Regions from separate parts of the Homo sapiens genome. Here region 1 is linked to region 2. Evidence: chromatin loops called from intact Hi-C (ENCODE). Cell type or tissue: heart right ventricle. All regions are shown on one strand.

The links. Peaks named below come from ENCODE experiments on the same cell type or tissue, not always from the same donor. Only the 100,000 strongest peaks of a DNase experiment are listed, where the experiment ranks them.
Region 1: it touches region 2 in a loop (3-fold over the local background); 16 of 110 quality-filtered maps call a loop at or near these places.

The regions. Positions count from the first base shown.
Region 1 is chr9:112,083,374-112,091,373 of GRCh38, reverse strand. All of the region lies in intron 10 of SUSD1 (sushi domain containing 1), which reads left to right. Among named protein-coding and RNA genes, the nearest start is that of LINC02977, 47 kb to the right of the region's middle. RefSeq lists an enhancer at 6,840-6,919. In heart right ventricle, a CTCF peak has its summit at 4,500 (motif pointing left); no DNase peak of the experiment used is centred here.
Region 2 is chr9:112,815,996-112,823,995 of GRCh38, reverse strand. It overlaps SNX30 (sorting nexin family member 30), which reads right to left. Exons shown (of 9, transcript NM_001012994.2): 3 at 6,181-6,291. Among named protein-coding and RNA genes, the nearest start is that of SNX30, 69 kb to the right of the region's middle. RefSeq lists an enhancer at 3,979-4,208 and a silencer at 5,999-6,048. In heart right ventricle, a CTCF peak has its summit at 3,928 (motif pointing right); a DNase peak (open chromatin) is centred at 3,998; H3K27ac peaks cover 1,786 bases.

The DNA of each region.
Region 1 (8,000 bases), 730 kb after region 2:
GATCTATGTGGACTTTATAAAACTTCCCCCATAATGGATTCCTGTTCACAGAATTAAAGTCCAAACAAAAGATAATTAAGACCATAAATCATTTAATGTTGTTTCTGATATTTTTCCACAGAGTGATAAATATTATAACAGTATTCTGTGGTTGAAGAGTTATGCCTGAAGTCTACCTTCTTTTCTTACAAACCATTAGCCTGAGAAACCCATACTTGTAGTTGGTCAAGCCAGAAATTGGCATATATTTTACATGGAATATACAATCATCTGAATGTGCCAAGTATGGAGAGAGTAGATGTTTGTTCTTTTAACAGATAAGTTAGTGACCTTGTAGATCCAGCTCAGTGGGACCATATCCATTACCTTTACTCATAAAGATGAATAAGTTGCTTAGAATTGGAGCCTTCAGCTAAATGGGTTCTAAGTGGCTCTGAAGGCAATAGATTCATCTCATTCTTTTTAGTACCTTCATTTTCTAATCATGCGTATAGACACAGACTCCAAAACTGTTCTCTCCTAGGCTAGAATCAGAGAAAGGGTCACATACTTTTTAGTCTAAAATATTCCTTAGTGCCATGCAAAGGAAAGCTAACTACAAGATATTTTAACAACTTTTATTTACTTATAATTTTTAAATTTGATATAATTTCAAATTTTTCTCTTTCTTGCACTTCTACCCCTTCCTGTAATATATCCCACTTGGTCATTGTGTATTGTCGTATGTGGCGTTAGATTCTGTTCACTAATATTTTCTTTAGTATTTTTGCACCAATATTTATAAGTAATGTTGGTCTATACTTTTCTCTATTTTTTTTGACACTCTTTATCAGGTTTAAGCATTGGTATTTTCCTTTCTTCATAAAAATAATTTGTAAAGTTTCCTTCATTATTTATGCCCTGGGACAATTCACATAGCATTTGGACTATCTGATTTTGGATGATTTGGTAGAATCCATCAAATTCTATGAAATGATCTGGGTATGGGGCTTTTCTATGGGGTTATTCCTTGATGACATTCTCAATTTTTTTCTATGGAAATTGGTCGGTTTAAGCTTTTTCTGTCTAATGGAGTCAATTTTGGCAAACCAGATTTTGCAAGGAATTACCTATTTCGTCTAAGTTTTAAAATTTATTTGTACACTGATCTGCAAAGTAGTTTCGTTTAACTTTTTGAATTTTCTTCTGTCTCAGTGATCATTTCTCCCTTTATCTTTATTTTCTGCCCCTTTTCTAGATTAAATTAGCTAAGTGGTTTGTTTATTTTATTAGTTTTTCTAAGATTTTGGTTTATTAATTGGATCTACTATTTTTTTTCTGTCTCACAATATCAGGGATTAACAAACTATGACCTGCAGAACAAATCTGGCCTGTCACCTGTTTTCATAAATAGTTTTACTGGAACAAAGGCAGAGTTGAATAGTTGTGACAGAACTGTCAGCCTGGAAAGCCTAAAATATTTACTTATCTGGCCCTTTATAGATAAAACTTCTTGATTCTCGCTCTATATCATTATTTCTGCTTTCTTTTCTTTTCTTTTCTTTTTTTTTTTTTTTTTTTTTGAGATGGAATCTTGCTCTGTCACCCAGGCTGGAGTGCAGTGGCGCGATCTCAGCTCGCTGCAACTTCCGCCTCCCGGGTTCGAGCGATTCTCCTGCTTCAGCCTCCCGAGTAGATGGGACTACAGGCATGTACCACCACGCCCAGCTAATTTTTGTATTTTTAGTAAAGACAGGGTTTCACCATGTTGGTCAGGCTGTTCCTGACCTCAGGTGATCCACCCTCCTTGGCCTCCCAAAGTGCTGGGATTACAGGTGTGAGCCACCGCACCTGGCCAGTTTCTGCTTTCATAACTATTATATCCTTTCTTATACTTTCTTTTGCTTTACAAAGGTGGTTGTACTATATCTTCATTGTGACTTGTGGCTTTTAGCATTAAAAGTGGTCCTTTGTCATATTTAATGCTTTTTGATTTGAATTCTACTTTGTCTTATATAGAGATTGCAGTGCTTACTTTCTTATAGTTTCAACTCCATCCTATTATTTTATGTTACAACTGCTATATGTATTGTGTTATATTTTCTGCATTTCTTTCTCTGTGTGATGGATTTTCTTTGCTTTATTTATTAATTTTTAAAGGAAGGTTTACATTTTTCTAGTGGTTACCTTTATACCTTTAAAAAACGCCCTCTCTTCTGTTTTCTCATTTAACTTTTCACCATCTGGTTTGTCAGGTTTTTTGTTTGTTTGTTTATTTGTTTGTTTTTAAGACAGGATCTCACCCTGTTGCCCAGACTGGAGTGCAGTGGATTGATCATAGCTCACTGTAGCCACAACTTCCCAGACTCAAGTGATCCTTTTGTCTCAGCCTCCTGAGTAGCTGGGACTAGAGGCATAAGCCACTGTGCTCAGCTAATTTTAAAACTTTTTGTAGAGACAAGGTCTCTCTTTGTTGCCCATGCTGGTCTCAAACTCCTGACCTCAAGTGATCCTCCCACCTTTGGCCTCCCAAAGTGCTGGGATTACAGGCGGGAACCACCACACTCAGCTGGTTTGTCAGTTTTTGTTTGTTTGTTTGTTTGTTTTTTGAGATGTGGTCTCACTCCCAGGCTGAAGTACAGTGGCATGATCATAGCTCACAACAGCCTTGAACTCCTGGGCTCAAGTGATCCTCCGACCTCAGCCTCCCAAATAGCTGGGGCTACAACCACCATGCTTGGCTAATTTTGTTATTTTCATTTTCTATTTTAGTGGAGACAGGTTCTCCCTATATTGCCCAGGCTAGTCCTGAACTCCTGGCCTTAAGTGATCCTCCTACCTTGGCCTCCCAAGGTGCTGGAGTTAACAGGTCTGAGCCACTGCACCTGGCCTGGTTTGACAGTTTTTAATGGCATACTTTAATTCATTTATTGCCTTTATGACATTCAACTATTGAATCAACTAGTTTATTCTATTTTCCTTTTTCTGCATCCCTTTTCCTCTCAGTTTTTCAGTTGCATTATTTCTACTTTATGAAAACATATAGCATTTATATATCACTCTTCCGCCTCGCCCCATCTTTATTTTTGTCTTAGAGCTACAATTGAATACAGCAAATGCTTATCACCAATCCTTTTACTGAAGTTTCCTCAGTTTATCTCTTGGATGAAGCTCATTTTCTAGTAGATTCCTTAAGAGCACAGTATTCCTTGAGTTCTTGGATATTTAGAATTGTATCTGTATAGCCTTGATATTTGAAAGGTAGCTTGGCTAGATATAAAAATCTTAATTCACACTTTCTTGGTTTGAGTGTCTTAAAAAGATTCAGTTCTTTTCTTGCCTTGCTTTCTATGTAGCTTTTGAGAAGTCTGATGCAGCCTGATTCTTTTGCCCTTGGATGTTATGTTTATTTCTTTGAGTGAAGACCCTGAGGATTTCTTCCTTTATCTTTAAAATCTAATAGTTTTACTTGGATACATTTTGGGGTTGATTGTTGTGGGTCAGATTTCACAGGTACCCAGTGTATCCCTTTAGTATTTCTACTCAGGTCTCTTTATTCTTGTAAAGTTATCTTGAATTGTAGTTTTAAACACTAATTCTGTTTCATGCTTGTTTATCTTCTTCAGATAATTTAATTATACATGTGTTGGATCTTTGCCTATATTCCACTTCATTCACTTTATTTTTGACCCTTTTAACTTCTTTTTGATCTCATTTTTATTATTTTCAGTTGTTTTCCTATATTTCTTCAATGCCTTTTATTCAATCTACCCTTCTTTAGGCACCATGAAATTTAGTCTTTATTATTTCTAATGTGATTTTGTATTTTCATTATTTTTTCCTGAACTTAGTCACCTGTTTCATTTCCTCCCTATTTTTTGTGTCCATTTATGTTTTAAGTTTTAAATTTCCTAGGCCTGGCTCAGTGGCTCATACCTGTAATCCCAGCACTTTGGGAGGCCGAGGTGAGCGGATCACTTGAGGTCAAGAGTTAAGACCAGCCTGGCCAACATGGTGAAACCCCGTCTCTACTAAAGATACAAAAATTAGCCAGGCTTGGTGGTGCACACCTGTAATTCCAGCTACTCAGGAGGCTGAGGCAGAAGAGTCACTTGAACCCAGCAGGGTTCAGTGAGCAGAGGCTGCAGTGAGCAGAGATCGTGCCACTGCACTCCAGCCTGGGCAGCAGAAAGAGACTTCATCTCAAAAAAGAAAAAAAGAAGTTTTAAAATTTCTGACTCAAGGAGTTTTCTTCATATCCCCAAATGCTTGAGGATACTTATTTCAGTTTATTAATGTATAGGACTCCCCCTCCACCCCAGTTTGTGGGTTTAAAAAAATGTAGAGCTTTTTACAAGCTGCATTGTTTTTATTTTATATGTATATTATATATGTATATTTTATATATGTATATATATATAAAATACAAACTGCTTTTGTCTGTTAATTCCCAGGACAGAATTGCTGGTTTAGGATGGTTAACAAGATTTCTAGGTTAAGAGTGCCCTCTTCTGTCACTGAGTGAAATGCAGTTTCTTTAAAGGTTTTTTTTGTTTGTTTGTTTGTTTGTTTTGATAAGACTGGGCATGAATCATGTATTCTTCTCATTTTAGGTTCTCTTTTGCCTTGTAGGATCTTGCATTTCCCTCTCGCTTCTGTTGCCCACCACTGCTTAGTCTCCAAAGGACACCCATTCCTTCCCTTTTATCCTTTTCTTTCCCAGAAGCAATGCCGTTTTCTTACCACTACCTGACAACTCATGGACTTTTAATCCTTTCCTTGTAGTCAGTGCTCTGTCTATACACCAGATCTCTCTCTCTCTCTCTCTCTCTCTTTCTTTCTTTCTTTCTTTCTTTTTTTCTCTCTCTCTCTCTTTCTTTCTTTCTTTTTTTCATAGTTAGAGTGGAGTTTCTCTTGCTGGGAGTGAACCTAGCTTACTCTGGGCCACCTTGCTTCCCTCTTTTCTATTTCACACATCCCTTCTATCACCCCTCACTCTTCACAAGGACTTGTGGGAGATTGAGAGATAATTTTGCTGGAATTTCATATTTATTTTTCTATTTAACAGATTTTTTTTTTTTTTTTTTTGAGGCAAGGTCTCGCTCTGTCACCCAGCCTGGCAGGACACATCTCACTGCAGCTTTGACCTCCTGGGCTCAAGCAATCTTTCCACCTCAGCTTTTCGAGTAGCTGGTACTACAGGCTCCCGCCACCATGCTCAGCTAACTTTTTTATTTTTTGTAGAGATGGTGGTGAGAGGGGCGGGTCTTGCTATGTTGCCAAGGCTGGTCTGAAACTCCTGGGCTCAAGCAATCCTTCCACCTCGGCCTCTCAAAGTATTGGGATTACAGGTGTGAGCTACTGTACCCGGCCTTAACAGTAATTTAAAGTTTGTAATGTTTTCTATTTTCCTTTTATGATGACAGCTTCTGTTTTATGTTGTTTTATTTTATTTTATTTTTGAGACAGGGTCTCACTCTGTCACCCAGGCTGGAATGCAGTGGTGCAATCTCGGCTTACTGCATATGTTGTTTTATTTGATCTTCTTGCTGATCTGAAGAATATTTTGGAGGATGCGTAGTGAGTTATATTTAAGGGGCCACCATTATCTTTGATGATTGGAACTCTGATCGGTAATATATTACGTGCTAACTTTTCCACCTCCGTGTCTTTGTTCATGCCATTTCTTCTACCTGGAGCCCACTCCCTTTTCTTGAGTTCATAGATTTCTTTCTTCCATGATTTCCACTTCCCACCTTTCAAGCTGATAAGTATCTTTCTTTCTGAATTCCCGTAACCTATTTTAACAGGAAGTATAGGTAGTAGTTTGGCACAGTTCCTCTGGAGTCAGATGATCTAAATTCAAATCCCAGATCTGCCACTTACTATCTCTGTAACTTCGGACAAGTTATTTCACCTCTATGTGTCCCAGTTGCCTTAACTGTGAACATGGGAATAACAATATCCATATCGTGGGCTTGTTGTGAAGACCAAATGGATTAAAGCACATGGAGAAACAGCACAATACCTGACACAAGATGAATGTCTATCAAATGTTAACTATTACTTACATTTACTTTCTGACATTTATTATATACTCCCTTGTTTTTAAAACTGTACTTACATAGGCCATAACTTCTCTCCTAGGTGAAATGCATGTTATGGGCAGAAAGCATGTCTTACTCAGAGTACTTATATTCCACTGGGTCAATGCAATACCATTTGCTTAGCTTTCCCCTTATTGCTGATTGCATTTGAACAATCATAGCTGCTGTGATTGTTTAAATCACTGCCCTAGACACTGAGAGTGCAAAGATTAAGAAGATGTCTCTCTCTTCAAGGAGCTATCAGTTCAACGGGGGTGATAGACAAAGATCAATAATACAATATATGAAGCATATTTGAGGTATTTGCAGGGTACCACAGGAGCAGAGAGGAAATAGTGATTGATTTTGCCAAGAGTCGCTTGCCCATACAAATGAAGCAGAAACAAAGTTTCATTAAGAGCTTAATTTTCTCTTTTTTGAGGCATTCTTGCAGTTCTGGTTTTTCAACTTCAGGATTCTAGATCACATTGGCCCAGCGGGTGGAGAAAAGAGAGAGAACACAGAGTAACCACTAAAAATGCATTAGAGAAGGAAGATTTGTATGAGAGACCACCGCACGTATCTTTCATAGCAAAGGATCTGAGAGCACTAGGAAGGGACTTGGGATGAGCTCTACTGGGGATCCTTTTCTCCTCATTGAATGCATCATGGGTTCAACCTGCCTGTGGCTGAAACTGTAAAGCCACTTGAATGGAGGGAAGCGAACCTAGAGTGAGAATGTCACTCCCTGACCCGGGTGGAACTGAATGAACTGAGCCAGTGAGACATTTCCTGTGAGCAGAAGGAGCTGCAGACTCACCACTACTGTTAGGTTACTTGAGCATATGTGTGTGTGTAATTTTAAAAAATGAAATAATTATATATATATTATTCTTCATTTTGCTTTTTTATATTATTCTTTGACTTTTGGCCTTACAATATCCTGTAGACATACTTCCATACCAATTCATGTATTGTCATCTCATTCTCTTTGAGGGAAGCACAGTATTCTATCACATAAAGGTATACTAATTTATTAACTTATTATCTATAGAAGGTTATTTGGGTATTTTTTTTCCCTTTCAAGTTTTTGTCATTACAGACAATGCTACTGTTAATATGCTTGTATATATTATGTTTTATTGATTCTCAGAGGCATATTTTTTTCACATTTTGGTATCTATGAAATCCTACAATTGTTATACAGTCAGTCAGGTGGCTGCCAAGAACATAATTGTCATTGTCCATCTATGCATCATATTGGTCATAGTTGCTCATAGTGCTGTCACTTCTATTTAGTTACGGACACTAGTGGTGCCATTTATTTCTTGAGATCAATTGCCTACTAAAACTTTTTCCAAAAAGCTACATTATGATTTGACATTGAGACATAGTGTTATAATATGTAAAGCGCAATGGGAACAGAACGGCAAAGTATAAGATCAACTTTCAGCATCAGAATGGGTGTCAGTGGATGGCGAGAAAGTTCTGGAAACAAAAAGAGCACATTTTGAAGAAATACTGCCTCACCAAACTCTGGATAGATAGCACATAGGATGTTATTATGTGGAAAAATATAGACACCAACAACTCTTAATTGAGAAGTGATTGAGAAGTGTTTGTTATATTCTGACCGTGAAGAAATTTTAGGAATGTCTCAATTAATTTTGCTTATATTTTTGTCTTATAATATACAATTAAAATTTAATATCTATGTTGGTCTGTAAAAGCTTTTTCAATCAGTATAAATTAGTTCCGTGAGATAAGAAAATAATTGTGGTGGCTGGGGGCGGTGGCTCACACCTGTAATTCCAGCACTTTGGGAGGCCAAGGTGGGCGGATCACTTGAGGTCAGGAGTTCGAGACCAGCCTGCCCAACATGGTGAAACCCTGTTTCTACTACAAATACAACAATTAGCCAGGTGTGGTGGTGCA
Region 2 (8,000 bases):
TTGTCGAACTAATAGAAAATACTGCTTCTAAGCAAAAATTACTACCAAATAAATAAAGGAGCATAGAGATTAAAAGCTTGTCACCAAGTGCAGAGATTAAAAACAATAATCACCAAGCCCAGTTTAATGCAAAGCATTAGGAAGTTGAACCAATGTTTCAATACTTATTAACTTATCCATTGAATAAGCTAAACGCAGGTATATTTTTAACAGTAGAAAAAAGAAGAACCCAACTAGAAAATGGAGTTTTTATTATTTCATATTAAAAAAAAAATTGTTGCATTACAAATTTATTCTCATTAATTCCTCTGAGTTTACTACTACTCAAAAGAAAACTTGGACATAATACAAATGTATCCTTCCAGAAAGCTTTCTTCCTTAAAACTGAGGTAAACATTAAATTTCCAAGTGAAAATTAAACACTCAAGTGTTTATTCAATGTATCTGCTTCATCTTCCAAATCTAATACGGGCACCCATCTAATCATGAAATTGCTCTGCTGTGTAACTAGTGCTCCAGGAAATGCAGAAGTGTCAAACCCACTGAACAAATACCGAAGCAGAAAATAGAATGGTGGTTGCCAGGGGTACGGAGAGTGGGAAATGGGGAGTTGTTCAATGGATATAAAGCTAGTGTTATAAAACATAAATAAGTTGTTCCAGATATCTGCTGTACAAAGTGGTACCTATAGTTAACAATACAGTCATCCTCCCTTATCCTAGGGGGATACATTCCAAGACCCCCAGCAGATGCTGAAGCCATGGATGGTATTGAACCCTGTATATACTATGTTTTTCCTATATATACACACCTATAATAAAATTTAGAAACAAGGTGTCACTGTGTTGCCCAGGCTGGTCTTGAACTCTTGGGCTCAAGTGAACTTCCCACCTGTATATACATACCTATATATGTATATGTTTTTTCCTATACATACCTATAGTAAAATTTAGTTTGCAAATCAGGCAGAGTAAGAGATTCACAATAATAAAACAGAACAATTATAACAATATTCTGTAATAAGTGTTATGGGGATTTGGCCTTTCTCTTTCTCTCTCAAAACATCTTATGGTACTGTATTCATTCTTCTTCTTGTGATCTCCAGCCTGATAACCAAGAGGGCTACTAAAGGACTCACAGGTGGGCAATGTCTACAGCGTGGATACACCGGACAAAGATAATTTATGTCCTAGGCGGGACTGCATGAGATTTCATCACACTATTCAGAACAGCAAACAATGTAAAACTTATGAACTGTTTATTTTTGGAATTTTCCATGTCATATTTTTGGTCTACAGGTAACTGAAACCATGGAAAGCAAAACCACAAATAAGGGGGAATGACTGTATGGTGTTGCATGCTGTAAAATGTGATAAGACGAGAGATCTTATGTTACATGTTCATGTTACACATTATGTACATCTTATGTTACAGGTTCTTACAAAAAAAAAAAACAAAACAAAACAGCAAAGGGACAAAAGAAAACTTGTGAAGGTGATGGATCTGTTTATTACCTTGATTGTGGTGATGGTATCAGGGGTACATACAAGCCTATCGAATCGTATGCATTAAATATGTGCAAGGCTATTCTGTATATCCATTATATCTCAAAAAAGCTTTAAAAAAAACAGAGGGAAAAAGTCATAATGAAGACTTTCTGGCAGCTCCAACTATTACATAATGAAGAAAAACACAGTGAACTGCTGTTATGAGATGACAAACATATACAACCAGCATACTTCTGGTTCCAAGAAGGCATTTTAAGAACATATGGTTACTCTTGGCCAGGCGCGGTGGCTCATGCCTGTAATCCCAGCACTTTAGAAGGCAAAGGCAGGAGGATCCCTTGAGGCCAGGAGTTTGAGACCAGCCTGGGCAACATAGCAAGACTCTGTCTCTACCAAAAAAAGAATTAGCCAGGCATGATGGCATAGGGTGCCTGTAGTCCCAGCTATTCGAGAGGCTGAGGTGGGAAGATCACTTGAGCCCAAGAGTTCAAGACCAGCCTGGGCAACACAGTGACACCTTGTCTCTACAAAAAAAAATTAAAAACCAGCCAGGCATGGTGACACATACCTGAGGAGGTTGAGGTGGGAGAATCGCTTGATCCTGGGAGGTCGAGGCTGCAGTGAGCTGTGATCATACCACTGCACTCCAGCCTGGGTGACAAAACAACATTCCTGCCTCTTAAAATTTTATACATATAATGGGGCTGGGCGCAGTGGCTCAAGCCTGTAATCCCAGCACTTTGGGAAGCCAAGTCAGGCGGAACACGAGGTCAGGAGATGGAGACCATCCTGGCTAACATGGTGAAACCCTGTTTCTACTAAAAATACAAAAAATTAGCCAGGCATGGTGGCGGGCGCCTGTAGTCCCAGGTACTAGGGAGGCTGAGGCAGGAGAATGACGTGAACCCGGGAGACGGAGCTTGCAGTGAGCCGAGATCACACCACTGCACTCCAGCCTGGGTGACAGGGCGAGACTCCGCCTCAAAAAAAAAATTATATACACACACATATATATACACACATATACACACACACATATATACACATATATACAAACACACATATATATATACACACATATATATAAAATTTGAAAAAAGAACTATGAAAATTTAAGGATGAAAAGGCACCCCAATTTTTAAATGGGCAATGGATCTTAATTGATATTTCTCCAAGGAAGATATGCAAATGCCCAAAAGCACATGAAAAGATGCTCAACATCATTAGGGAAATACAAATTAAAATCACAATGAGATAGCACTGCACATCCAGTAGAATGGCTACAATCCAAAAGACAGACAGTAACAGCATTGATGGAGATGTGGAGAAACTCCTATACATCGCGTGTGGAAATGTAAGTTGCTGTCATCACTTTTGAAAACAGTCTGGCAGTTCCTCAAAAGGCCAATTATAGAGTTATGTATGATTCAACAATTACATTCCTAAGAATACACCCCCCCCAAAATGGGAACATGTCCACAGAAAAACTTGTACATGAACGCTCACAGCAGCATTACTCATAATAGCCAAAAGGTGAAACAACCAAAACGTCCATCAAGGGTGAATAGACAAAATGTGGTATTATCCATAAACTAGAATATTATATGGCAATAAAAAGGAATTAAATATTAATATATGCTACAACATGGATGAACCTTGAAAATATGCTAAGTGAAAAAACCCAGTAACAAAAAAAATCACGTTGTGTATCATTTCACTTACATGAAATGTCCAGAATAGGCAAATCTGTAGAAAGTACATGAGTGGTTGCCAGGGGCTGGGAGATATACAGTGTTTGTAAGTGACAGCTAAGGGATGTGAGGTTTCTTTTTGGGGTGATAAAAAGATTTGAAAATGGATAATGCTGATGGTTGTCCAATTTTATGAATATACTAAAAGCCTTTGAATTGTACATTTTAAATGGGTGAATTATATGTTATATAATCTCAATAAATCCTTTCTTAAAAAGGGAAATGAACATTTCTGCATGTTTGCTGGGTCTCCAACTGATAATAAGTTCCCCAAGGCAGGGGTCCTTTGTCTTCCTTATAACCTTCTCATCCCATCCTCTCTTCCTCCCAAAGATGACACTTAAATAACAGACAGACACCTCCTAGCAAAGCTACTATAAAATTTTTTTGTAGCGGATGAGGGGGGTTGGTTGCTGGTTTGACTTTCATACTTAAATCAGAGAGGCTCTCCCATATTAAATCTCCACTCCAGATATGCAAGTACCAAGAATTTATGAAAAAAAATTAAGTTTCTGCTTGTTTCTAAAGTAGCTTCCTACCAACTGCTTCTATCCAGACCATCAGAAACCACACTTAAAGATATTCTGGATCCACTTTGGGCATTCCGGAAATTCTTCCATTCTCTTCTAGTGTCTATGGAAGAGTAGACACTATGTTTCAACCAGCAGGTGTCACTGTCTTACCTTTGCGCTTCCAGTATCAACCTCACAGGCACCAGCTGCCAGGAGGGCAGCTCCCTGATGCATGGTGTGGGCTATAAATAAACAGTGACTTTCTTCCAAAGAGTACAGTACAAAAAGGCTGGGAGAAAGAGTAATTGTACAGTGAAGAAAGCTGACCAGCACTACCTCAAGTCAGGCGATGGAGGTTCACATCAATGGTGAGGCACACTGTTGACAGCACGTGCCCTGGATAGGTGATGAGGGTGGCAGCTTGCCTCTGTGGTTTCCTCCCCAAACACATTACCCCGATTGGGAAAGCCGTCAGACAAATGTCAACTGAGGGACAAGTCTACAAAATTCCTGACTAGTACTCCTCAAAACAGTCATGGTCATCCAAAAAAGGGAAAGCCTGACAAACTGTTACAACCAAGAAGAGCCTAAGGAGACATGACTGCTAAATAAAATGTGGGATCCTGGGTAGGATCCTGGAACAGAAAAAAGGAACTTGGGCCGGGCGTGGTGGCTCACACCTGTAATCCCAGCACTTTGGGAGGCCGAGGTGGGAGGATTACCTGAGATCAAGAGTTTGAGACCAGCCTGGCCAACATGCTGAAATCTCATCTCCACTAAAAATACAAAAATTAGCTGGGCATGGTGGTGTGCACCTGTAATCCCAGCTACTCAGGAGGCTGAGGCAGAAGAATCGCTTGAACTCCGGGGGCAGAGGTTGCAGTGAGCCAAGATCATGCCACTGCACTCCAGCCTGGGTGACAGAGGTAAACTTCATCTCAAAAAAAAAAAAAAAAAAGAAAGAAAGAAAAATAAAAAGGAACTTGGAATAAAAGACTTTTAGTTAATAATGGTGTTTATTTCATAATGACTGGTTCATTTTGACAAAAGTGCCACACTAATATAAAATGTTAATACCGGATGTGAGGCTTGAGAATTCTCTCTACTACCTTCACAATAATTCTGTAATTCTGATAATGTTCTAAAATGCAGTTTATTTTTTAAAAATTATTCACTAACTGCCTATTTTGCCACCTTAAGATTCTATTTTAAGGAATATTCCCAACTGTTTAAAAACTACTGTTTCCTCTTCAGGCATGTTTTTAAGTGGTTAGAAGACAGAAAAAGCAAAACTTCAGGCTCGGAGAACAGAAAAGTATGTGGAGGAAAAAGGAGATACCCTGAGAAAGAACTGAGTCCCAGGTGAGAGCCATCGTTCCTATCACAGTACTGGCAACGTGGCTCTTTTCACCCTGAAAACTGAGAAAACTGCCAGTGCATTCACAACATACACAGCCTCTTCTAACCATGGGGGGAAAAAGGCTGGGAGATGCGGTAGTAACAGAAAGTTGGTAGTCCTAGGAAGTTATCATTCAACAAAGGTTTTTGCTGAAAGATAAATCAGCCCCTCTGAGGAGTTTTATGACTCAAACTGCTCTAAAGCCCCCAAGGCCCAAAGAAACATCTGGTGTCCAAACCGTTATTATTTCTACTTTTAACAAAAGTAGTCAGAAAAGTACTCAATATAAATGTTGAGGCCAGGCACGGTGGCTCACACCCGTAATCCCGGCACTTTGGGAGGCTGAGGTCGGTGGATCACCTGAGATCAGGAGTTCGAGACCAGCCTGGCCAATATGGCAAAACCCCATCTCTACTAAAAATACAAAAACTAGCTGGGCGTGGTGGCATACGCCTGTAATCCCAGCTACCCAGAAGGCTGGGGCAGGTGATCCACTTGAACCTGGTAGGGGCAGGTGATCCACTTGAACCTGGGAGTCGGAGGTTGCAGTGAGCTGCGATCATGCCATTGCGCACCTGCCTGGGCAAGAGAGTGCGACTCTGTCTCAAAAAAAAAAAAAAAAAAAAGATTTAAATTTCTTTTGCTCTGGTTCTGTTTTTTAAAAACTGTGCAGATGGAAGCGCTGGAGTAGATAAATGTCACGTTGCTTCAATAAACAGTGTTAGGTGGTTTCTTGTTTTTTAAATGAAAAACTGTGGCAATGGATTCTGTGCTAGATTTCTGCCGCTGTGGCTAAAGAAAGCCCAGCCAGCCGCAAAACTGGCTTTCTATATACCAAATCAGAAACTAAAACCTAATAGGTGAAGTATTGTATACAGTGTCCGTTAACATGTTTTATATATGTTTGCTGGGTGAGTCTGTATAACTTAAGGGATGAGAGTTGAGTGAACCCCTTCAGGAAAGACAACACAGGACAAGTGAGAAACAAGCTGTAGTGACTTACTACCTACGGGAATGAGATGAGTGGGCTGGGATTCTTCCAGTTTGCTCCTCAACCAGTCAAAATCCTGGTATCTTCGACGAACAGAATATTCTGGCAGGTCAAACTCCACCCGAGTACTCTGCAAAGAAGAGAATGGAAAAAAATAAGCATAAGGGAATAGCATATCTTGGCTGAAGGGAAGGAAAAAAGCTCTTAGAATAACCAAACTAGGCAAGATCATATTTTCCTTCCACCAAACACAACAGCCAAATGGCAGAGTTTACCAACACAGAATAGACCAGTCTGGGACACTTAGCCCAGTTAAAAATTCAACGAGCTGGAATAAAAATGCCAGTTTTCCGAGATTGCACCACTGCACTCCAGCCTGGGTGACAGAGCGAGACTCCGTCTCAAAAAAAAAAAAAAAAAAAAAAAAAAAAAAGCCAGTTTTTTTTTTTTTCCCTACCGTCAGGAAATAGAATTCAACTATCCCCCAGAATTGTTTAGAAACATTTGATTCATTTCCTCCAAGCTTAACTCTAACAATTTCTTTTAGCAGAAAAAATCCACTTAGGATATTGCTACTAAATCCAAATCTGTGAAAAGAAATTGTCTCCACCTTCTGCTAAATATGCTGACAAGTTTTGCCAAAGAGGAAATAAACAAAAAGTAAAGATAATAGATCACTGCTCATTTCGGGGGCAGATTAGATGAAAATAGAAAAGGTTTTGCTTAATTTGCCACATTCTGCCAAACCACAACCCTGGAACTGTTATATTTTAGACAGATAAGAAAAAATCTAGAAATAATACAAAAATGCCATTGCATTGCAGAAAAATATTAATAATCTCATCCCTTTTTCTCAATTTTTAAAGTTTTCTGAAATGTGATTGCAGCACTTTAATAATGAAAATCAATGTTAAATAAAATTGAGTTGATTTTTACCAAAACAAGATTTTTACTCATTTACTGGCACAAATTACACCGTGTCTCACATAAGCCATTTTTCCCTATGAGGATACACACTATATGACTGTCATGGTTCTCAGAAATTAAAGTACAAGATAAAAATGGGTCAAGCTACATCTCATAAATTTACTCTTTCAAGCCAAAAGTCTGTTTTAATTCACAGCACCAAGAAAATCTTTAAGCACATGAACGAGAGTCATTCATCAAAGAAAAAGCTGTGAACAGCTCTAGCATCAAAAATTATGATTTCATCCTCCCCAAAACCTGTGTTCACTGTCTTAGCAAAATGGTGAAGTTCAAGGACTCATTCTTGGACTGACCCCCAACTAACTGCATTGTTTCCCCTCTTCAAGTCCCACACACCAGCATATGCCTATGAAACACGACCTTCCTCTGTGTTTGCAAGGGTGAAGATGTGGGGAAATTCACTCAATGTAGGTATTTGTGACTTATCAGATGATTTTCCCAAAGGAACTAGCATTGTAGGACTGGAGAGAGAGGAAAAAAGACAACACTTAAATCCAGAGAGCAAGTCATTGTTGACAAATTTTCAAGCACAGCATGACAGAAATATTGGGAACAAGTGGCCTGATACTCCCATCCCCACACCACCCGCACAGGCGGAGTAGGAAGGACTCTGCGCCTATGCAGTTCTTGCATCCCTACCAGATCCCTAACATGTCACTAAGCCTCCTTGAGCCCTAGGTTCAACAGTAAGAAGAGAGTTAGGGCAGGGCGTGGTGGCTCATGCCTGTAATCCCAGCCCTTTAAGAGGCCAAGAAGGAAGGATTAGCTTGAGCCCTAGAGTTTGAGACCAGCCTGGGCAACATAGCGAGACCCCATCTCTGCAAAAAAAAGTTTTAAATTAGCCAGGTGTGG